Linked DNA regions of Homo sapiens: region 2 is linked to region 1. Evidence: chromatin loops called from intact Hi-C (ENCODE). Cell type or tissue: mammary epithelial cell. All regions are shown on one strand. Links, peaks and the distances in the headings refer to the core of each region. The heading gives the core; the rest is flanking DNA.

What was found. A loop is a pair of places that touch in the nucleus more often than their neighbours do. Peaks named below come from ENCODE experiments on the same cell type or tissue, not always from the same donor. Only the 100,000 strongest peaks of a DNase experiment are listed, where the experiment ranks them.
Region 2: it touches region 1 in a loop (12-fold over the local background); 12 of 110 quality-filtered maps call a loop at or near these places.

Annotation. Positions count from the first base shown.
Region 1 is chr7:7,409,825-7,421,690 of GRCh38, forward strand. COL28A1 (collagen type XXVIII alpha 1 chain) reads right to left here. Exons shown (of 35, transcript NM_001037763.3): 26 at 10,061-10,129; 27 at 8,035-8,103. Among named protein-coding and RNA genes, the nearest start is that of COL28A1, 120 kb to the right of the region's middle. In mammary epithelial cell, for the core only: no CTCF peak of the experiment used is centred there; a DNase peak (open chromatin) is centred at 6,597.
Region 2 is chr7:6,959,135-6,971,000 of GRCh38, forward strand. It overlaps LOC107986763 (a long non-coding RNA gene), which reads right to left. Exons shown (of 3, transcript XR_001745073.1): 3 at 2,711-2,788. LOC112267992 reads right to left here and starts at 914. Exons shown (of 2, transcript XR_002956537.2): 1 at 718-914. RefSeq lists an enhancer at 3,602-4,101. In mammary epithelial cell, for the core only: a CTCF peak has its summit at 6,082 (motif pointing right); no DNase peak of the experiment used is centred there.

The sequences.
Region 1 (11,866 bases), core at 2,430-10,429:
CACTGTCATCACACAGGGCCTTGTTCATAGCAAATAGGCAAGAAATATAAGCCGGTAATAATGATGATTCAAGCCCCACTCAATTGAGAGCCTAAAGTTTTCATTCCAAATCTGATTTGGAGAATTGGCTATTAAAAAGGAAAATTTAATAAGGAGATTGAAAGAGGAAAACAGCCTACTATATCCTCAGATTCTGATTTAGGAATTATTTTTTAAAAATTATCCTTTTTCTTAACTGGCTTGAAGGAATGAAAGCAACTTGGTCCAGGAGGAAAATGAAAGCGTGAACTAGTAAGTGAAAAACACAAATGGCCACAGATCCAGCCTCAGTTAATAAATGCAAATGTGCCCTGATGTGTACTACCCTACAGAGAATACTGTGGACTTTTGATTTTGGTTTATAACCCAGGTAATTGTTTACAATTTGGTTTTAAAAATAATAAAGGTATAGAGACGCTTTCAATGTCTATAACCAGGTTTGTAGATTTTGATCACCAAGATAATTTTAAGCCACACCCTCGACCCCCTGCCACAATTGACTTGGCAGGTATAATCCTAAAACACCAAACTATTCAAAACTTGAGGCCTCTCATGTGGTCTCGACTCCTCCTTTTTATGAAGTGGAGTCATCGTGTGAATTTCAAAATTACAATAAGAGATAAGTCACAGAGGTTAATTCAAAGAGAGTTTCTGGTGCACTCAAACACATCGTCTATGCTATGCCGTTAAGTGGATAACTTATTGTTTCTATTACTTTCTGAGGTGTGTTCAACTTGAATGCAGTGATTTTACTACTACCAAGATTGGTTTTGTCTTCCTTTTTTTTTTTTAAATGCTGTTGTTTATTTGCAGTCAAGAAGGAGAAAAAAACCTTTAAGTTCAAATGCCAAAGTCATAATATTAAAATATATGTGTGTTGCTCTCTTCATAATTAACACCATTGTACAGCATGGTTATGAGTTTAGAAGATGAAGGAAAAATTCCTCATGTCAATACTTTTTAACCCTTCTGCAGGTACTTACAACTTAGTGTACTTCAAACCCATCTCTGACTTTTTTAATAAATGAGATTCCTTTTTCCCCCTTAAGTTAGTTAAATTTCAACGAATAAATCGTTTCTATTTGGCCTTCAAGCATGGCAATTTTCTGTGCTGTAAAAGGTTCATTCTAACCACAAATCTAGTCAAGTGGATTCTGGAAACACTTTCAAAGCAATCAGGTCACAGGTAGGAGCCAGGCAGAAGGTTGGCAGGCTCCATGTGAGATTTCCACTACAGAATCCTGACATTCTTTCAAACATTATCTTTTCTTGTAAAGGGAAGCCAGAGGTAGCAAAGACACCTGATTCTATTAAAAGAGCCCTTGGAGTTTACAGAAACACAGTTACTGTGGCACAACTGAGACAAACCAAAAGAAATCTTCCTAAGAAATGACATTAATCTTAAGCACAGAGTCAAGAATCTTATAACGTTCCACATTATGCCCCAAATTCCTGAATCAGAGAGCTTTGGAGGAAGAAGCAATTTTCTGGCTGTGCCCATTTATGCTACACTCTGCAAGGTGAGCTGACCCACCCATCTTCACACCCCTGTTTGGTCTCAAATGCTGCTGGCATCCCAAGCAATCACCCAGGACTCCAAACCTTCCCTTATTCTCCTTCAGGAGCCTAACTGCTACTCCTCTTTTTCTCCTGAAATCAGGCTCTTTGTGCCAGCTTTGTCCCCCTCCCCTGATCCTTTCCTGCTCATCTCTCCCCAGCCTTTGAATCATGGTGCTCCTACTAAATTCCAGGTGTCCCTCATTCTCTGGCCCTGGCTTTGCTATGGACATGAATGAACTTTCCTGGTCCTACCAAAAACCCCAAGCCCCCTCCAGCTCTTTGGCGAGTTCTCAGCCTGTCTACTGACAATTTCTAAGTCATCCATGAGTAATACTGATGCTGTTTGAAATAAGAAAGAAGATTATCAATGCTCTAAGCTTCTCTTTTTAGGATAGGATAAAATAAATGACGGGCTAAACCCAGTCCTTATAAGCCCAGGTGTCTGTGCCCACAGTATCAGGAGAATGACGGGGCATTCTGGAAGTTGCCATGGAGACCACCATACTTTCTGTTCTCTTCTGGAGGCACCAATATACTTCAGAGCAAAAAATAACTTAAAATTTCCATCCTTCCTAGAAACAGGCTAAATTATGAATGGCAATGATTGTTGACTCTTCACCAAACCTCTGGTTCCTTTTCCTCCTGGGCACACAGCATGACTACCTTTCCAAGCCACTTTGCAATTAAGTACAGCCATGCAACTAGTTCTCACCAATAAAATGTGAGCAGAGGGGATACATGTCAAGTCCTGGCCACGAGTTTATGAAGCAGGTATACCCCTTCTACATGCTCCCTTTTTGCCTGCTGGGTGTAAGTGATAAAGAGGCCCAGCCAACAGAAGAACCATAAATGGAAGACAAGGTTTTCTAAAATTCTGTGTGGAAGAAAATCACCCACCAACCAGGAACACACACATTGGACGGTTATGTGAGCAAAACCCTCTACTATGTTTGAACCATTATACATTTGGGTGTCTGTTTGGTATTGGAGCAATGTCTACACTAACTAATGTAACCAATATATTATGCTTAAGAGCATTAAATCACTTGAGTATTAGAATTCTAGGCCTTGTTCCTGGAAAATACAAGAGGGACTAGCGAAAGGGAAGGGAAGCAGGTGGAAATAATAATGTGAATAGCTGCAAACATTTTCCATATATATAACCATGTATTACATGCATTACACATACTATCTAATTTCAATCATTCCTCACAACAACTTTAGGAAACAGTACTGTATTATCCCATTACTCAGATATGGAAACTGAGGGAGAGATGAAATACTCAGGAAGTGGAGAAGCCATGATTCAAATCTGTTGACTCCATAGCCCACACTCTGGTGGAATATCAACTCTGTGTCCTAGACATTTTATACAATTTTTTCTTTTTAACACTGTGTAAAATAAGCCTTATTAGCCCCATTTTAAAGATTAGTAAGCTGAGATTCAACAAAGATAAATGATTTGTCTAAGGTTACAACTAGAAAAAATCGAAACCCAGATTCAGGCCAAGATCTGACTGGCTCTAAAGCCACTGAGAAATGAGTCCCTCATTCTCTTTCCCTTACACCACAGAGGTCAGAATACAGATGGGGGGAGATATCATGCAGAATGTATTTCACTCTATTTATGGGCTTCAGATGTCTCAGAGGTTGATCTGTTAGGCCTGTGACTGTGTGACCACTGCAGTCATTACTATTTGCCAGTTTTGGGGACCCCAGGGTTTCTGTTGGATAGAGGTCACCAAATTACCCAGCCTGTCATTGAGGCTATTTTTTAAAACTGATAACAAACTTGTTAGGCATGGAATAGTCAGTCCCTCCTTTGCTATAGCCCCATAAGAGGAATTCTCAGCCAGGAAGTTGCCATGTAGACCACCATACTTTCTGTTCTCTTCTGGAGGCACCAATATACTTCAGAGCAACAAATGACTTAAAATTTCCATCCTCCCTAGAAACAGGCTAAATTATGAATGGCAATGATTGTTGACTCTTCACCAAACTTCTGGTTCCTTTTCTTCCTGGGCACACAGCATGAGTACCTTTCCAAGCCACTTTGCAATTAAGTACAGCCGCGCAACTAGTTCTCACCAATAAAACCTGAGCAGAGGGGATATGTGTCAAGTCCTGGCCAAGAGTTTATGAAGCAGGTATACCCCTTCTACATACTCCCTTTTTGCCTGCTGGGTTTAAGTGGTAAAGAGGCCCAGCCAACAGAAGAACCATAAATGGAAGACAAGGTTTTTTAAAATTCTGTGTGGAAGAAAATCACCCACCAACCAGGAACACACACATTGTACTGTTATGTGAGCAAAACCCTCTACTATGTTTGAACCATTATACATTTGGTTCAAATGGGTGGGTGGGTCAGTCATATTCAAGCCTACAGGAAGAGCAAAAGGCAGTGGCATAGAAGCTAATTCTCTCAATGAATAAAGCATTTATGCATAGGAAGAGTTATAGTAGAGCCAGTCCACAAATCTACCTCACAAAGTCTTTAAAGTCAAGGAGGGCTACCAGGAATTGTGTTTATATAAGGACTTCTGGGTCCTCTGAAAATAAGTACTAAGGGAATGTCAGGGCTGATCAGGACACTGGAACGGACTTAAACAAGGATGGAGATGGGGAAACTGGCATAACTCCCAATTAGAAATGAAGAATGGGGAGAAGCCATCCACATCTGTCTCCGTGCTTTTTAACCTGGGTGGTGCACCCTCTGATCACATCCCTCCTGGCCTCACAATGGCTACTTGGCATATAAAGGAATTCCTCCAGGTCCAGACCCATTCCTTCTCCCTTCTGACTTAATCTGTGGGACTTCTGATATATCTGGAGTCTATATCTGGGTTACTGCTGGAGGCTTACAGTGGGACAAGATGGCAGCATCATATAACTTCCTGGCCTGTGACATGAACCTGAAAGTCCAAGGCCATTTTAGGATCAAACAGCCACAGTCCCATATTCATTGATCCAAACAACAGACATCTGTGGTTGGGAAAAAGCCCAAGGCCCTGAAGGAGCTGGAGTTCCACTTCAGGGCAGAGCCAGTTGGGCCAGCAGAGGAATGGCAGGAGGCTGCCATGGTACTAAATAAAGAGGGGCGAGCCCATCGTGCTCTCAGGGTTTTCCAGGACCAGAGCTACCACAGCAGCAGCCCTGGGTGGTCCCAGAGCCCCAGGAAAGGCCGGGGAAAGAAGTTCCCAGAAGATCATACTCTTCCACATAGAGAATCAAGAGAATAGGAAGGGGCATGGAAAGAGAAGCCCTTCTACTCCCACATTCCTTCCAGTCATGTCCATTCATTCTACAAATGGTAGCCAGAGTGAGTCTCTTCCAAACTGATCAGATCATTCTTCTCTGACTTCCAGTTGCTCCTAGGATTAAGGCCAAACTCATTACTTGGCCTATAGGACCTCACAAGGGCCCTGCCTACTGCTGTAATCTAAATTCACTCCATTGTGCCATCCTCTATACTCTCCAGAACTCAAAGTTTAATTATTTTATAGCCTGTAAATTCCATGAGGACTAAGTTCACATATTTTTACTCACTACTTTATACTAGCACTTGGCTTATTTGCCTGACATAGGTGATGCTCAATCCGTATTGGTTGGTCAGCTGAATGAATGAATGACTGGCTGAAGAGCCAATATTCTAGCAACTAAGTTAGGTTGAAGCAAATCACTTGTGATTGCAGCTACAACCCTTATTTCTCCCATAAGTGGAAGGGGATAGAGAGACAGAGTACAGTTCAGGCTTCTGTGTTAAAGGTTAACAGCAACAAAGCTTTCCGTCAAAGGCTACTAAGCACACACACCTGCAAGCAGATTTCACTGATTCAAATGCTCTTTGGAAAGGGGTAGGAAATAAGTCAACAAATGAATGTAAGAAATGAAATTTTACTGTTCCTATATCCTTGAAATGACTCAGAAGAATGCCACCAATTTGGTTTTTCAGTTCCCTCCCTTTTGCAGTGATGGTATTTCGTCGGTGCAAAAGTAATTGCGGTTTTTGCCACAGTCAGGAAAATGAGATGGAAGTCCTGAGGGACGAACCTCTGCCCTGCTACCAACTGGATGCCAGGCAATCCAATATGTCTAAAGAGGTTTTTCTGGTTGTTTTGTTTGTTTTTTGAGACAGAGTCTAACTCTGTTGCCCAGGCAGGAGTGCAGTGGTGCGATCTTGGCTCACTGCAACCTCCGCCTCCAGGATTCAAGCGATTCTCCTGCCTCAGCCTCCTGAGTAGCTGAGATTACAGGTACGCACCACCATGCCTGGCTAATTTTTGTATTTTTAGTAGAGATGGGGTTTCACCATATTGGTGAGGCTGGTCTCAAACTCCTGACCTCATGATCCACCCACCTCGGCCTCCCAAAGTGCTGGGTAGTTTTCTTTTTTTGGGAAGACAAGGTCTCACTCTGTCATCCAGGCTGGAGTACAGTGGCACTATCTCAGCTTACTGCAGCCTCTGCCTCCTGGGTTCAAGCGATTCTCATGCCTCAGCCTCCTGAGTAGTTGGGACTACAGACATGCACCACCACACCAAGCTAAGTTTTGTATTTTTAGTAGACACGGGGTTTCACCATGTTGCCCAGGCTGGTCTTGAACTCCTGACCTCAAGTGATCTGCCTGCCTTGGCCTCCCACAGTGCTGAGATTACAGGCATGAGCCACTGCACCCGGCCTAGAGAAGTTTTATGAGTGAGCCTTAGTCAGGGCTCACTGCTAAGCAGCATCAGGCTACAGCCCTAAGTGAAGGAAAAGCTTATCTCATTTCTGATAAGATGGGATACGTGGCAGTTTTGATTTTGGTGCTTTCCTGTGATGGGAGGCTTCAGGACCTGGTTTCACCCAGGATGGAGTTTAGACACAGCATAACCCTGAGGGCATAAGGAGAGGCAGGAAGCCAGATAAGTTATAGTCGGTAAGGATTAATTAAACACAACCCAGGTGAGAATGAGGAAGTAGTTCCCAGATAACAAAGTGGAGAAAACCGGCCCCAGGCCTAAAGACGTGGCAGCAATAACCTAACAGCATGTGTGAACTGAGCTCATGTTGGTGACAGGACCTGTGGTTTGGCATAGGTTTATTCCCTAAGCAAACTCATGCAAAACTGGGTATACAGCACTACCACCTTCTAACCACAGAATTTAAAGATTAAGTATGAGATTGGTGTTGTTTATGAGAAAGCAGAGTGTTGCTGTATTTTCTTTCCAGGGCTTGTACAATATGGGCAACATGCCTATTTGGCCTTTGCTTAGATACTCAGCCCGAGAGATGAACAACAGTTATTTAGAAGACCTGCTGTAGAAGCTCTAGACATTGTGTGATAAAACTGGAGATTTAACACACATTCTATGAGTTCTGCTCTTGACTAAGCTTACTCTCTCTACACAGAAGTAGGCAGTTTAATTTCAACACAGGATTTTCACATTATCTTAAGCTCCTACTGTCTCCTACTGACTAAGAAGTTCTGCTATTTGAAAAGGAGTTTATTTTGAATGTTCCCACAGTTTTAGAATCAATCTCAATCATCCAGAGGTGAATAACTCAGTTTCAAAGCTTAAGCATGGTAAAAATATATATATATATAAATGTATGTAAAATAAAAAACCAGCTTATGACGGGGGCAGCAGTGGAATCGGAAAAAAAGAGAGTGAACCGATAAGAACAACATCATCAACATATTAGAAGCAGAAGAGGGAATTTTTTAGAATTACATAGTAATGTTTAGATGCCAAATTTGTCTACTGAGACATGAGAGACCCTGAGAGTCCCAGCATGCTGGACAAGCTTGTTGCTGCTGACGCAGAAGCAAAGTGACATGCAGATGGCTATGAATTCCAGTAACACAGACTCAGGGCCTAGAATAGAGGTTCTCACCTTGGCTGCTCAGGAGAATCCCTTGGAGAGCTTTGAAAACCACAGCACTCACACTCTACTCCCAGAGATTCGGATTTCGTTCCTCTGGGAAAGGGCATTAGTACTATCCAAAAGCTCCCTAGGTGATTCCACTGTGAGCTAAGATTGGGAAGCCCTGGGCTACCATGGAGGATACAGGTGAGGAAGGTAAGGGAAGGAGGGAGGGGGAGGGAAGGAGGGAGGGGGGAGGGAGGGAGGGAGGGGGGGGGGAGAGAGAGAGAGAGAGAGAGCAACTGAGTATAAATTCTCCATTCAATTCACAAAGAGGGGAAAGCAACAAACCATAGAACAGTTCACTTTTGCACCAAGCAATTTATATAATGTTTAGCATTTGCTGAAGTATTGTACTCATACCATTTTTACACTTCCAGATGATGTCTCTAAACACTGGATGCCATTTAACTGCGAGGCTCACAATAAATCTATTTCATAATAGCCATTTTTGCGTTATCTACAACCTCTTCTCCCAATCACTCTGGTGAAATCAGAGGTGACTCCAGCACAACCCTATTCACTTACTTTAATTCCCTGTGATCCATAGCCAGGGGGGCCAGGAGGGCCAGGCAAGCCTTTCTGCCCAGTATCACCCTGTTAGAAGATGGGGAGAATTTGAAGACAAAATGTAAGAAGATCGAAGAAGAAACAACGTTAAGTATTACTACTCTCAGCTGCATTCTTACTTCAGTCTGACCAGGACTTTCATGCTGCCTATAAGCTACTTCCTATTTTACTTAGAGTGCTTCCCCAATATTTTTAAACCACAGAATTCTATGCAAACAAAACCTTAAATATAATCCAAATAAAAATTAAGCAGTAAGCAGAGCCGCTGGGCCTAAGCAGAAATGGAGGCCCAGGGCCTCATCTGCTTGGGCCCCCTTCACTGCCCTACCACCAAGCTCAAGAACACCAGGGCTGCCCTGCACCACATATGAAAACCACTGACATGTGGCTCCACATAGCCTTAAGATGTTGCTCCATTTCAATATAAGGTGTGATTTCACTGGGGTTGCACTTAAAGATCCAGTGGATATCAATGTCCAAATTTTTAGGAAAATGTGTAGATGAAGCTATAAGCAAGTGTAGCATTTCCCAGTATCTGTTCATAAACTGAGCCCATGTTTCTTTGGAAACACTTCGTGGTGGAATAAGATTGGAAAATAGCATGCGCTTTCCCTTGGAGATCTCCAGTGCACACTAATATAGTAGACTAATGGCTCTAACAAGTCCCACAGTAAAGAAATTAGTGTAACGTTGCTTATCCCAGAAGTTCCTAAATTAACACTGGATGGAAGAAGCCTTCAGAAGTGCTGGGTTAATATAAGTTATTGTATAAGTCAGTCTTTTACTTTCCAGTATTAAAAAAGCTTGACTTTTTCTGATTATAAGAGGAATACCTGCCCATTGCAAAAAAAAAAATTAAACAGAAATAAAGATGACATGAACAAGAAAAATAGACCCATCTTCCCATCACCCAGTGATAATGACTACTAACATCTTGGGGGGATCTTCATCCATTTAAAGTGATCTAGAAGGTTCAAAAATAGCATACCGCCAAAATTGAGTTGAGGGACAAAACAGAGATAAACTGAGAATCTTGGTAATTCTGGGATGCTCAGTAAAATCTTTGACTCATACAGCCTTTTCCCTCTCCTCTCTGAGAATGGGCTCTAATTCACTTCTGTGCATTTTCGGCATGAATATACCAATTCAAAATTTGAATTTGTGGTGGGTGGTTCATTGACATCTATTTTCCCTATTGAACATGCTTGCTACTTCTTTACCCTACTTTCGAACAAATCAAAGAAAGTTGTTGAGCAACTGAATGAACAATTAAAACTAGGTTTCTCAAACTCAGCACTATTAACATTTTGAGCTGAGTCACTCTTTCTGATGGGAGGCTGTCCTGGGCATTGTAGAATGGTTGGCAGCATCTCTGGACTTGATCTACTACAACCAAAAAATGTCCCTAGACATTGCCACATGTTCTCTGAAGCCAGGGAAGGGAAACAAAGTCTCCCTCTTTGAGAAACACTGGATTAAAAGAATAAAAGGATGAATAACCACCAAACTGAAGGAGACATAGAAAGGAGGGAAACTGGGCCAAAAGAAGTTGCTCTCATCTTCTCCAGGGACAATCAGTCTAGACCCTTGTACTGACACCCTGCCAGAGTAGCTGTGGCACAAAGGGCACAATGACACATTAGCAGGTGACCTGTTAAAAAAGCCACCTGAGGCACCTCTGCCAAAGTAAAGATGTGCTTCTTGATGACGGCACAGCCTCTAAGAAACCCAGAAATGTTCTGAGCACTTTGCAGTTAAAAAGAGGCTGACTTGCTCATTTCTTTTGGGGGAAGTGAATGGCTTTATAAACTCGAATGTTCTATTTTACTGAACGTTCACCTGATATGAAAAATAAGACGTTTCATCAGTCACCAAGAAAAAAATAAGTCAACACCAAGACGAACACTTATTATGAAGTTACTGTTCACTTGTTTGTCACTGATGATATCTGACCCTCACACAAAGCACTGAGCTGAGGACTCACCTTTGGCCCTTGGGTTCCTACGCCCCGAGGCCCAGAAGGACCTGGAGGGCCTCTGACCCCAGGCTCTCCCTGAAAAGACACAACAAATAACAAGTTACTAATTTTTTAAAGACTTTATGTTTTTTTCAATATATATATTTTAATATCAAAAACTTCTTGAATGTGACTAAGGTATTAATTGAACCCTCTTCTCCTAGATCACTTTTCTATTACCACCTAGGCAATCTTCAAACCAACAGATCCAGGTCCATTTCAAATTAATCAAGTCAATTAACTTCTTGGCAACATTAACTTTTTTCAGAACCCTCTTCTCTAGAATTTGGAAAAGTAATTACGAGTATTGTGAATAGAGGATGGAAGAAGAGACAAGAATAAAAAACAACCATTAAGAAATATAATCATATCCTGAACTAGTTGCTTTTATCATTGTATGCAACAAAGATTATGCTATTTGAGTTATGATGTTTCTGCCACCTCATTAACTGGAACTGCAGGGTAAACTCTAAAAAGGATTTTCAGCTTCACTAAGGCATGACAGCTTCATAGCTGGCAACTATTACCAGAAAATTGGTGGTACCTGATGAGGGTAGGTGACGCCCTGTGGCAAGACCTACTAGAGATGCTAATGATGGGAAGAAGGAGAGAAATAAAAATTGCTTCATTAGCCACCTTCTGTATTCCCAAGACTATGCCATGTATGTTCATATATGTTATTTGATATAATTTAGTACTCACAATAATCTTGCATTATAATGATGTCTAGTTTATGTAACTTCTCTGAACCTCGGTAAATTCATCACATATGTAGAAAATAATATCTACATTTCAAAGGGCTCAGAATTAAGTGAGACAAAGCTTGTAAGTGTTTCTATCATGATTTTTACCACAGAATAGGCACTTGGTATATGTCAGCTCCACTCACCTATTTTATTAAAGTGGAAGCTAAGGTTTGCCCAAGTCTGCACAGCTATTAAGGTGCAGGGCTAGAAGGATGTAGAAAAACAGGAACCCTCATAATTGCTGGTGCAGCCACTTTGGAAAACAGTTTGGTGGTTTAAGGTTCAACATAAATTTGCCAAATGATACAGTCATTTCACTCCTACATATACACCCAAAGAAAATAAAAATGTATGTCCACTTAGAGACTTGCATATGAATGCCCTTAGCAGCATTATACATAATCATCCAAAACTAGAAACAGCCTAAATGCCCATCAACTGGTGAATGGACAAAGTGCTGTAAATTCAGCAATAAAAAGGAATAAACTATGAATAAATGCCATAACATGAATGAACCTCAAAAACATTATTACTGATGAAAGAAGCCAGATATATGATTACATTTATAAATAATACCCAGAAAAGGTAACTCTATAGAAACAAAAAGTAGATTAGTCACTGCCAGGGGCCAGGGACAGCAACATGGATTAACTATAAATGGTCGTGAGGGATTTTACTGGGGGGATAAAAATGACCTAAAACTGATTTATGGTGATGGCTGTATAGCTTAGTAGCAAATTTACTTAAAGAACCATTGAATTTTATACTTAAAAAGGATGAATTCTAGAATGTGTAAAATATGCCTGAATAAAGTAATAAAGAAAAAAAAGAACCAGGGTCAGGCTTTGAACTACCACCCAAGACCTTTAGCCTTAGGTCCTGTTTTGCCCATATCCTGTTACCAGCTAAACAGCTTCCAGCTTCCAACACTGCAAAAACCATAAATTACAAGAAATGTTGAAGTTGTTCATTCAGAAAAACAGTCCATCTTTTAATTTACTTTCTACTTATAAACTCTAAAATACTT
Region 2 (11,866 bases), core at 2,357-10,356, 450 kb before region 1:
TCCAAGTGAAAGTGAAGAGTGGCTGGGATGAAAGGTGCAAAGGAATAGTAAAGAAAGCATGTTTGAGATCCAGAACAGAATAATGGGTTGTGGAGGGAGGAATTGAGGATAGGAGAGTATATGTGTTTGGCACCTTGGGGTGGATGGGCAAAACAATTTGGTTGATAAGGCATAGATCCTGAACTAACTTGTAAGGCTTGTCTGGTTTTAGGACAGGTAAAATGGGGGAATTGTAAGGAGAGTTTATAGGCTTTAAAAAGCCATGATGTAGCAGGTGAGTGATAACAGGCTTTAATCCTTTCAAAGCATGCTGTGGGATGGGATATTGGCATTGAGCGGGGTAAGGGTGATTAGGTTTTAATGAGATGGTAAGGGGTGCATGATAGGTTGCCAAGGAGGGAGTAGAGGTATCTTCTACTTGTGGGTTAAGGTGGGTGGCAATGAGACGTGGCTGTAGTCCAGGAATAGTCAGGGAAGCAGATAATTTAGTTAAAGTGTCTCAGCCTAATAAGGGAACTGGGCAGGTGGGGATAACTAAAAAGGAGTGCTTAAAAGAGTATTGTCTAAGTTGGCACCAGAGTTGGGGAGTTTTAAGAGGTTTAGAAGCCTGGCTGTCAATACCCACAACAGTTATGGAGGGAAGGGAAACAGGCCCTTGAAAAGAAGGTAATGTGGAGTGGGTAGCCTCCGTATTGATTAAGAAGGGGATGGACTTACCCTCCACTGTGAGAGTTACGTAGAGCATCTGTGATGGTCCTGTAGGCTTCTGAGGCAATCGATCGGGCATTGTCAGTCTTCAGCTGCTAAGCCAAGAAGATCTGGGAAGGAGTCAGTCAGAGAGCCTTGGGCTGGAGTTCCAGGGGCTCTGGGAGTGGCTGCCAGGTGAGTTGAACAGTCCAATTTCTAGTGGGGTCCTGCACAGATGGGACATGGCTCAGGAGGAATCCTGGGCTGCAGGCATTCCTTGGCCTGGTGGCCAGATTTCTGGCACTTGTAGCAAGCTCCTGGGAGAGGCGGTTCTGGAGGAATGCCTGGCCACTGCGCTTTAGCCGTTTGGAAGTTCTTGTGTGCTGGAGATTTGGCTGGGGTTTGTCTCACAGTGGAGGCAAGGAATTGCAACTGAGAAATATGTTGCTACTTGGCTGCCTCTGCTCTATTATTGTACACCTTGAAGGCGAGGTTAATTAAGTCCTGTTGTGGGATTTGAGGGCCGGAATTTAATTTTTGGAGTTTTATTTAATGTCGGGAGCAGACTGGGTAATAAAATGTATATTGAGAATAAGACGGCCTTTTGACCTTTTAGGGTCTAGGGCTGTAAGGCAACTCAGGGTTGCTGCCAAACGAGTCATGAACGGGGCTGGATTTTTAAATTTGATGAAAAAGAGCCTAAACGCTATCTGATTTGAGAAAAAGAAAAAGGAGCATTAACCTTGACTATGCCTTTAGCTCCAGCCACCTTTTTAAGACGAAATTGCTGGGCAGGTTGGGGAGGGCTGGTCACAGAATTAAACTGCAAGCCAGATCCAGTGTGAGGAGGGGAGGTGATAAAAGGATTATAGGGTGGAGGAGCAGAGGCTGAGGAAGAATTGGGAGCTAGCTCAGCCTGGCGAGGAGGGGAGAGGTCAGATGGGTCTGTAGAAAAGGAAGATTAGAAAGACTCAGCGACACTAGGGGTTGGGACTGAGGGGACAGGTGGGAGGGAAAGAAGGAAGATTTGGGATGAGTTGCATTGGGAACAGAGACTAGGGAGGGACCAATGTGTAAGAGAATACCTGGACATCAGGCATCTCAGACCATTTGCTCATTTTATGACTAGAATTATCTAGATATTGTAGGATGGAAAATTTGAAAGTGCCGTTTTCTGGCTATTTGAAACCACTGTTGGGTTTGTATTGGGGTCAAGCGGCATTGTAGAAGAAAATAAGGCATTTAGGTTTTAGGTCAGGTGTGAGTTGAAGAGGTTTTAGGTTTTGAAGAACACAGGCTAAGGAGAAGAAAGGGGAATGGAGGATGGAAGCTTGCCCATAGTGAAGGAGGCAAGCCTAGAGAAAAGAGACAGTAGAGACATGGAGAGAAGGGATGGGGGGTTCTTGCCTTCCAGAAAAGAGGGAAAGGGGTTGGGGCACAGAAATAAAAGGTTGGGGTGCAGAGATAAGAGGTCAGGTTGTGGAAATAAGGGATCGGGGCTCAGAAATAAGAGGGCGGGCATGGAAATAAGGGATCAGGGCACAGAGATAAGAGGTCAGGGCATGAAAATAAGGTATCGGGGTGCAGAGATAAGAGGTCGGGGTTCTTGCCCCTCCCCCAGAAAAGCAGGACTTGCTGCTAAGGGTGAAGGACCAAGGCAGGCATCCCTGCGTGGTCTGACACCTCTGAAACCTGGGTGAATAATCAGAGAGGCGTCCCTGCAATGATTAAACACCAAGGGAAGGCTGCCTTCCCTAGTCCATGACCAGCGCCGGAGTTTCGGGTCCACGGATAAAACGTGTCTCCTTTGTCTCTACCAGAAAATGAAAGGAATTGAAATTAAGAGAAGGGAGATATTGAAGTGTGATGCCAAGATTGGAAGGAGAAAGAGGTTGAGGGATAGTGAGGGAGGTTGGAGAAGAGAGTAAAAAGAAGCCGCTTACCAGATTTGAAATTGGTGAGATGTTGCTTGGGCTGGTCAGTCTGAGGACCTGAGGTCGTAGGTGGATCTTTCTCACAGAGCAAAGAGCAGGAGGACAGGGGATTGATCTCCCAAGGGAGGTCCCCCGATCTGAGTCACAGCACCTAATTTCACATGCATCTGTGTGAAGAGACCACCAAAGAGGCTTTGTGTGAGCAATAAAACTGTTTATGTCACCTGCGTACAGGTGGGCTGAGTCCAAAAAGAGAGTCAGTGAAGGGAGATAGGGGTGGGGCCATTTTACAGGATTTGGGTAGGTAAAGGAAAAAGGGGGGTTGTTCTCTGGCAGGCAGGAGTGGGGGTCACAAGGTGCTCAGTAGGGGGGCTTTTGAGCCAGGATGAGCAAGGAGAAGGAATTTCACAAGATAATGTCATCAGTTAAGGCAGGAACTGGCCACCTGGGTATGTACATGCAGGTCACAGTGGATATGATGGCTTAGCTTGGGCTCAGAGGCCTGACACTCTTCCTCCAGAGGAGGAGACCCAGACAGAAGAGGAGGAGGCAAGGTGATCACAGAGGCAAAGAATGGATCATGCAGCCACAAGTTGAGGAATTCTAGTAGCCTCTACAAGCTGGAAGAGGCAAGGAATGGATTCACCTCTAGAACCTCTGAAGAAGCATGCTCCTGCTGACATTTGATTGATTTTGGACTTCTGGCTTCCAGACAATTTTTTTTTTTTTTTTTTTTTTTTAGACAGAGGCTTGCTCTGTTGCCCAGTCTGGAGTGCAGTGGCACGATCTCAGTTCACTGCAACCTCCGCCTCCCAGGCTCAAGCCATTCTCTTGCCTCAGCCTCCCAAGAAGCAGGGACTACAGGTGCCTGCCACCATGCATGGCTAATTTTTGTATTTTTAGTAGAGACGAGGTTTTGGCATAGTGGCCAGGCTGGTCTCGAATTCCTGGCCTCAAGTGATCCACCCACCTCAGCCTCCCAAAGTGCTGAGATTATTTAGGTGTGAGCCACGGCACCCGGCCCAGACATTGTTTGAAGCCACCCATTTCATGGTTCTTTGCTGCAGTGGTTGTGGAATATGAATGAACTCGTGCTGTTGGTTAGACTTTGCTGCCCTTGTGTCTGTTATTCCCTGGCAGTTCTACAAGGCCTGGAGCTGATACGAAAAACCTCCCTTCTTTCCCTAATGGTCCCCAGCTTCCCCGTTCACTGAAGGCCCTGCAGTCAGGAACAGTCAGGACTTTGCACCCAGTTGTTGTGGGTGTTTGGCCGACCCTTCCTCTAGTGTGATTCATGGACCCACAGCATTGCGTCACCAGGGAGCTTTTGGAATTGAAGACTCTCAGGGCTCACCCGGAAGGACCTGCTGGGCCAGAATCTGCATTTTAACAAGATGCCCACGTGATTTGCATACACGTTCAGATCTGAGAAGCGCTAGTAGGAGAGGCTTTAAGGTGGTAATTAGATCTTTTCTCCACCTGCAAGAATCTTAGTTTCTTCATGTTAAATCAATTAAGTGTGGCAATGTCATGGGTGTTATAAAACAAAACAAAATCCTTACATCAAGAATGCACCCTGGCGTGTTATGGATGTGGGTGAAATGAAATGTCTGGAATTTGCTTTAAAATATCCTAAAATAGCAAGAAGGAAAAGAAAAGTGGGAACTGGAATGAGATTGGCGAAATGTTGACAAGTTCTTGCAGTGGGATGATGGGTGCATGGGGGTTCATCGTGCAATTCTCTCCCTGCTTTTTGTGCGTATGGGAAATTTCCATAATGAAAAGTTAGAGGTCGGGCACGGTGGCTCATGCCTGTAATCTCAGCATTTTGGGAGGCTGAGGTGGGTAGATTGCTTGAACCTAGGAGTTCAAGACCATCCTGGACAACATGGTGAAACCCCATCTCTACTAAAAATGCAAAAATTAGGCATGGTGACAACATGCCTGTAGTCATGTTGAGGTAAGAGTTTGAGATATGAGAATCACTTGAACCCAGGAGGCGGAGGTTGCAGTGAGTGGAGATCGCAGCATTTCACTCCAGCCTGGGTGACAGAGTGAGACTTGGTCTCAAAAAAATTTTCAATTTTCTTTTTTTTTTGAGATAGGGTCTTGCTTTTTTGCCCAGGCTGGAGTGTAGTGGGGTGATCTTGGCTCACTGCAAGCTCCACCTCCCGAGTTCACTCCATTCTTCTGCCTCAGCCTCCAGAGTAGCTGGGACTATAGGCACCCAGCACCATATCCGGCTAATTGTTTGTATTTTTAGTAGAGATGGGGTTTCACCGTGTTAGCCAGGATGGTCTCAATCTCCTGACCTCGTGATCTGCCCACCTTGGCCTCCCAAAGTGCTAGGATTACGGGCATGAGCAATCGTGCCCGGCCTTAATTTTGTTTAATTTTTTTCTTTTTTGAGACAAGATCTGTAGCCCAGGCTGGAGTGCAGTGGTGCAATCCCGGCTCACTGCAGCCTCTACCTCCTGGGTTCAAGCGATCCTCCCACCTCAGCCTCCCGAGTAGCTGAGACCACAGGCGTGTATCATCACACCTGGCTAATTTTTTTCCCTTTTTCTAGAGGCAAGGTCTTGCTATTTTGCCCAGGCTGGTCTTGAACTCCTGAGTTCAAGCAATTTTCCCGTCTCAGCCTGGGAGTAATCCCAAAGTGCTGGGATTACAGGTGTGATTCACTCTATCCAGCCTCAACTGTTTTTCATGACTCCACTTTTTCTCCCCTCTTGGAAATGAGTAGTCTTTGAGGGAATGTCATTTTGTCTCAATCTCTGGTTTCTTTGCTCAGTGCAGCTGTGTTTGGGGCTTTGTTGATCTCCAGGCCTTTTTCAGCAGCGTTGTCCCTGGAGAGCAGGATGGGAGCTGATGGCTTCTCAGCATCTTTTAACCTCAGTTTAAAGATGACTATCAACAACATCTAGTCAGCATCTGTTGCTCTCGGCAGCTGGGACTTCATTTCCTTTCTCTTTCTCCACCTCTCTAACCTCTTTAAGACTCTGGCTTTGTCAGGGGTACAGCATCACCTGTGTGGCCCTTAGGCTCTCTTACTTACATGTGATCTGCGTATTATGTCTTTACTTCAGGGCTTCTCAGCCAGGGGGTGATTTTGCCCCCCAGAGAACATGTGGCCATGTCTGGAGACAATTTTGGTGGTTGCGGCTGGAGGAGGTGGTGCTACTGGCAGCTAATGGGTAGAGGCCAGGGATGCTACTAAACATCCTACAATGCCCCGGACAACTCCCACTAAGACAAAAGAATGATCCAGCCCCAAATGTCAATAGTGCTGAAAGTGAGAGACCCTGATTCCATCTTAGAGATCATCCAAGCACACTTGGCCAAATTGTTTTTGCTACTGTCCCATGAAGAAAAGGCAGACTCATGACTGATGGCAACATCGATGGGAGTTTTGCTTACCTCTTCTTTGTGGACTTTGGGATACGATGACTTACCGTTTGTGCAAGTTGTGCATTACATACCTCCAGGGGGCGCCACCCACATATTTATGAAAATGCCACCCCAGGAATTGCACAGTACATAGTCTACGTGGCAATAAGCAGTTGCTCTGGTTTTGGGGTTGCCCTGGGGTGCTCTGGAACTGGGAGGAATTTTATCTCTGGCCATTAGAGGCCCTGAGCGTGACATTGAGTATCCTTTCAAGAAAGGAGAAATGTTGAACAGAGAGGACCTCATTTTTATAACTCTTGACCATCATCTAGTTACGGAGCGTCCACTTTTCTCCCCTGGGCCATATCCATTTGACGGATGAAAAATCATCAAATTATAATATCATGGCTTATACTTTTGATAGATTCTGCCCGGAACATGGCGGTAAGAGCTTCTCATTTTCAATTGATTCATTGGGGGAGAGAATATACACAGCTGTCCTAAGACTTTCAATGACACACCATTTGCTTGATGGGATTTCTTTAGTTTCTGTAGCATAACTTATTCTAACTGGTCCTCAATCACTTTGCAATAAAACCTGAGATTGTGAAGATGTTCATTGTCATTACCAGTGATGGAGCAGTAAGTACAGAGTTCTGGAGAGAGAAGGAATTGAGAGAGTTAAACTAGCAGAATGAGCCGCTCACCCTCAGAATTGCTTTTAATCTTGGTGAGAACTGAGGGGAATTTTGACAGGGTTCAGGGAGACTGCGGGGAGTGGGGCTGGGAGGTGGCTGTTTGCACGTGTGGTCAGCAAATCCAGTGAGGGGTTCATGTACTGTGGGCAGCCCCGCAGATGGAGTTGGGATTGCCCTGGACTGAGTACTGTGTCATCAGTACTCAAGACATCGAGGCCCAGGCTGGTGCAGGAGATACATTGCACTGTGTCAGCCTTTCTTCTATCGCTGCTCTCCAATGACAGTCCCCGATTTTCCACTGAGGAGTCACTAGTCCCCCATGGCATGTGTGCCACTGGCTATTCCCCACCCTGATCTGGAGCTGGGGCATGTGGTCCCAGCCTGGATGCCAGTGTCCTTCCACCACCCTGGCCACAGTGATTGGGTCTGAGAAGCAGATTAGCCAAAGGAGAGACAATCTTGGAAATTTCATGTTCATGCTTAAGAAAGTAAAATGGAAAGCGGGGGGAGGGTGAGGGGTCATTCTGATGATATAGTTTTAGGACCTGGATGTAGCCACACCTGTAGCTGTCAACTCTGTGCTATAGTACTGCTTTTTTTTTTTTCCTTCCAATTTAAATACTTTCTAAAGGCAAGATCTTGCTATGTTGCTTAGGCTGGTTTTGAAAATTCCCTTTCGTGGGGATGCTTTCTCTGCTTCACTTCCTTTCTATGACAGCTCAGGGAATCAGAAGACAAGGGAGATGCCTTTTTTTTTTTTTTTTTTTTTTTGAGACAGGGCTTGCTCTATTGCCCAGGCTGGAGTGCAGGGTTGCAATCACAGCTCGCCACAGCCTTGATCTTCTGGACTCAAGCGACCCTCCTGCTTCAGCCTCCTGAGTAGCTGGGACTGTAGGTGGCTACCACCAAGCCCAGCTAATTAATTTTTTTTTTTTAGAAATGAGGTCTCACTATGTCACCCAGACTGGCCTCAAACTCCTGGGCTCAAGTGATCGTCCTACCTTAGCTTCCCAAACTTACAGGTGTGAGCCCCCACACCAGTCAACGCTGTGGTCTTATGCACCTGGTGTCCCCTACGCCCTGAGCAATGATCCTCCTGCTTCAACCTCCCAAAGTGCTGGGATAACAGATGTGAAGCAGCATGTGTGGTCCACATAGTATTCTTACGGGTTAAATTGAGTCCTCCTCAAAACATGTTGAAATCCTAAATTCCAGCAGCTCAGAATGTGACCTTATTTAGAAATAGAGTTATTGCGGACCGGGCGTGGTGGCTCATGCCTGTAATCCCAACACTTTGGGAGGTCGAGGCGGGTGGATCACCTGAGTTCAGGAGTTTGAGACCAGCCTGACCAACATGGAGAAACCCCATCTCTACGAAAAATTCAAAATTAGCTGGGTGTGGTGGCCCATACCTGTAATCCCAACTACTCGGGAGGCTGAGGCAGGAGAATCGCTTGAACCCAGGAGGCGGAGGTTGCATTGAGCTGAGACCGCGCTATTGCACTCCAGCCTGGGCAACAAGAGTGAAAGTCCCTCTCAAAAAAAAGAAAGAAAGAAAGAAATAAGGTTATTGCAGATGCTGTTGATTAGGATGAAGTCATCCTGGAGTAGGGAGGGCCTAAGTCAATGACTGGTGTCCTTATAAAAGAGGAGAGGACACACCGAGTCACAGAGACACAGGGAAGAAGGCCATGGATTGGACAGAAGATTGGACTGATGCGTATGCAAACCAAGGAACACTGAAGACTGCCAGGAAACCACAGAAAGCTAGGAAGAGGCAAGGCAGGAATCCCTGACAAGTACAGGAGGGAACGTGGCCCTGCTGGCACTTCCATTTCAGACTGCTGGCCACCAGAGCCACAAGACAATCAATTTCTCTGGTTTCAAGTCACCCAGCTTTTGGTACTTGGTTGTGGCAGCCCTAGGGAATGAATATAAGTACTTTCTTTCTTTTTTCTTTTTTTGAGACGGAGTCTCGATCTGTTGCCCAGGCTGGAGTGCAGTGGCGGGATCTCCGCTCACTGCAATCTCTGCCTCCTGGGTTCACGCCATTCTCGTGCCTCAGCCTCCCAAGTAGCTTGGACTACAGGCACCCGCCACCATGCCCAGCTAATTTTTTGTATTTTTAATAGAGAAGAGATTTCACCCTGTTAGCCAGGATGGTCTCCATCTCCTGACCTCGTGATCCGCCTGCCTCAGCCTCCCAAAGTGCTGGGATTACAGGCATGAGCCACCACACCCGGCCGAATATAAGTACGTTTAAATTAACTCTCCTCTTCTCTCCATCTTCTTCTAAATCATCATTTTTGCCTAAGCAACAGCTAGGGTCTAATACAGATGTGACGACTCACTTGAAAGTGGGGGAAGCCCCCATGTGCACCCAAAGCTCCTGCTGCCTTGGCCCTGGGTTCAGAGACTGGACCATCATTTTGGAGGCTTGCTGGAGATCTGAGCCAGGGCATCATTCTCTGTTGCCTTTAAACAAAGGCTGGTGCTCTCCCAGGCATGTGAGCTCCACCGAGGATCTATTTGGAGGGCAGAATTCTGAGATGACCCCTTAGGTTCTTGCCCTGGATAAATGCCAGGTGTAATCTCCTCTCCCCTGGAGTGTAGGCAGGACCCGCGTCTTGTTTCTAATCTATACCTATGGAAAAGTTGAAGGGATTTTGCAGATGTAACTAAGCCCCTAATCCATTCACTTTGAGTTAATCAAAAGGGAGATTATTCAGGGTGGGCCTGACATCTATAGGTGAGATCTTCAATGAGGGTCTGGAGGAGAGAGACTCCTTCCTCCTGGTTTTTGTTTGTTTATTTGTTTTTGACATGGAGTCTCACTCTGTTGCCCAGGCTGGAGTGCAGTGGCAAAATCTCGGCTTACTGCAACCTCTGCCTCCTGGGTTCAAGTGATTCTCCTGCCTCAGCTTCCCAAGTAGCTGGGATTACAGGCGTGCGCAATCATGCCCGGCTAAGTTTTGTATTTTTAGTAGAGACGGGGTTTCACCATATTGGCCAGGCTGGTCTCGAACTCCTGACCTCAGGTGATCCATCTGCCTCGGCCTCCGAAAGTGCTGGGATTACAGGCGTGAGCCACCATGCCTGGCTGGTTTTGAAGAAGCCAGCCACATGAGTTCCACAGTTGCATGGAAATAAATTCTGCCAACAACCATGTGAGGTTGGGAGAAGACCCCAAGCCTCATAGGAGACACTAATTCCCGCCAACACCTTGATCACAACCTTGTAAGAACCTGAGCAGAGGGCCCAGCTAAAGCTGCACCCCCAGACTCCTGACCCACAGGAAAGGAGAGGGAATAGATGGGTGTTTTAAGCTGCTAAATTTGTGTTGATTTGTTATGCAGCTTAGAAAATGAATACATCATTCCATTTTTAAAAAATCATAAGCTAATCACACCACTCGAATTCTTTTTTTTTTTTTTTTCTTTGAAACAGAGACTCACTCTATCGCCCAGGCTGGAGTGCAATGGTGCAATCTTGGCTCACTGTAACCTCTGCCTCCCAGGTTCAAGTGATTCCCTTGCCTCAGCCACCCAAGTAGCTGGGACTACAGGCATGCACAAACACACCCAGCTAATTTTTGTATTTTTAGTAGAGATGGAGTTTCACCATTTTGGCCAGGCTGGTCTCGAACTGCTGACCTCAAGTTACCTGCCTTCCTCAGCCTCCCAAAGTGCTGGGGTTACTGACATGAGCCACTGCACCTGGCCTGACGTACTATTCAATTTTAAGGAACTTCCAGGTTCTGTGGTCATGCCCCTCTTGTGTGGCATGCAGGTGGGGAGAGATGGGTTGGAAGATGACTGGATGGGGGCATGGAGTTAGGTGGGAAGAGGAAAAGTGTCTTGAAGGAAGTAAGTCCCTTCAGATAAGGGAGGGAGAAGCTTGATCAATATGCAGACTTTCACAGTCCTTCAGTCCTTGGGATATTGGAGGAGAGACAGGTCTTGCCTTATATTTGAGAGTTACCATCCCAGGCAGAGGCCCTACTTCCACCTTCTTGCATGTGGGGCTGGGGGGCAAATACTTAGAGGAGAAACGAACACCCTTTGTAAGTATGTGAAAAGTTTCTGGAGTGGAGAGATGATGAAGCAGGATATTTGGAGTCAACAGCAAAAGTTTTTATTTCATTTTTTATTTTTTATTATACTTTAAGTTTTAGGGTACATGTGTACAACGTGCAGGTTTGTTACATATGTATACATGTGCCTTGTTGGTGTGCTGTACCTATTAACTCGTCATTTCACATTAGGTATATCTCTTAATGCTATCCCTCCCTCCTCCACCGACCCCACAACAGGCCCCGGTGTGTGATATTCCCCTTCCTGTGTCCATGTGTTCTCATTGTTTAATTCCCACCTATGAGTGAGAACATGCGGTGTTTGGTTTTTCGTCCTTGCAATAGTTTGCTGAGAATGATGGTTTCCAGCTTCATCCATGTCCCTACAAAGGACATGAACTCATCATTTTTTATGGCTGCATAGTATTCCATGGTGTATATGTGCCACATTTTCCTAATGCAGTCTACTGTTGTTGGACATTTGGCTTGGTTCCAAGTCTTTGCTATTGTGAGTAGTGCTGCTATAAGCATACGTGTTCATGTGTCTTTATAGCAGCATGATTTATAATCCTTTGGGTATATACCCAGAAATGGGATGGCTGTGTCAAATGGTATTTCTAGTTCTAGATCCCTGAGGAATTGCCACACTGAATTCCACAATGGTTGAACTAGTTTACAGTCCCACCAACAGTGTAAAAGTGTTCCTATGTCCCCACATCCTCTCCAGCACCTGTTGTTTCCTGACTTGTTAATGATTGCCATTCTAACTGGTGTGAGATGGTATCTCATTGTTGTTTTGAGTTGCATTTCTCTGGCCAGTGATGATGAGCATTTTTTGACGTGTCTTTTGGCTGCATAAATGTCTGCTTTTGATAAGTGTCTTTTCATATCCTTCATCCAGTTTTTGATGGGTTGTTTGTTTTTTTCTTGTAAATTTGTTGGAGTTCATTGTAGATTCTTGATATTAGCCCTTTGTCAGATGAGTAGATTGCAAAAATTTTCTCCCATTCTGTAGGTTGCCTGTTCACTCTGATGGTAGTTTCTTTTGCTGTGCAGAACCTCTTTAGTTTAATTAGATCCCATTTGTT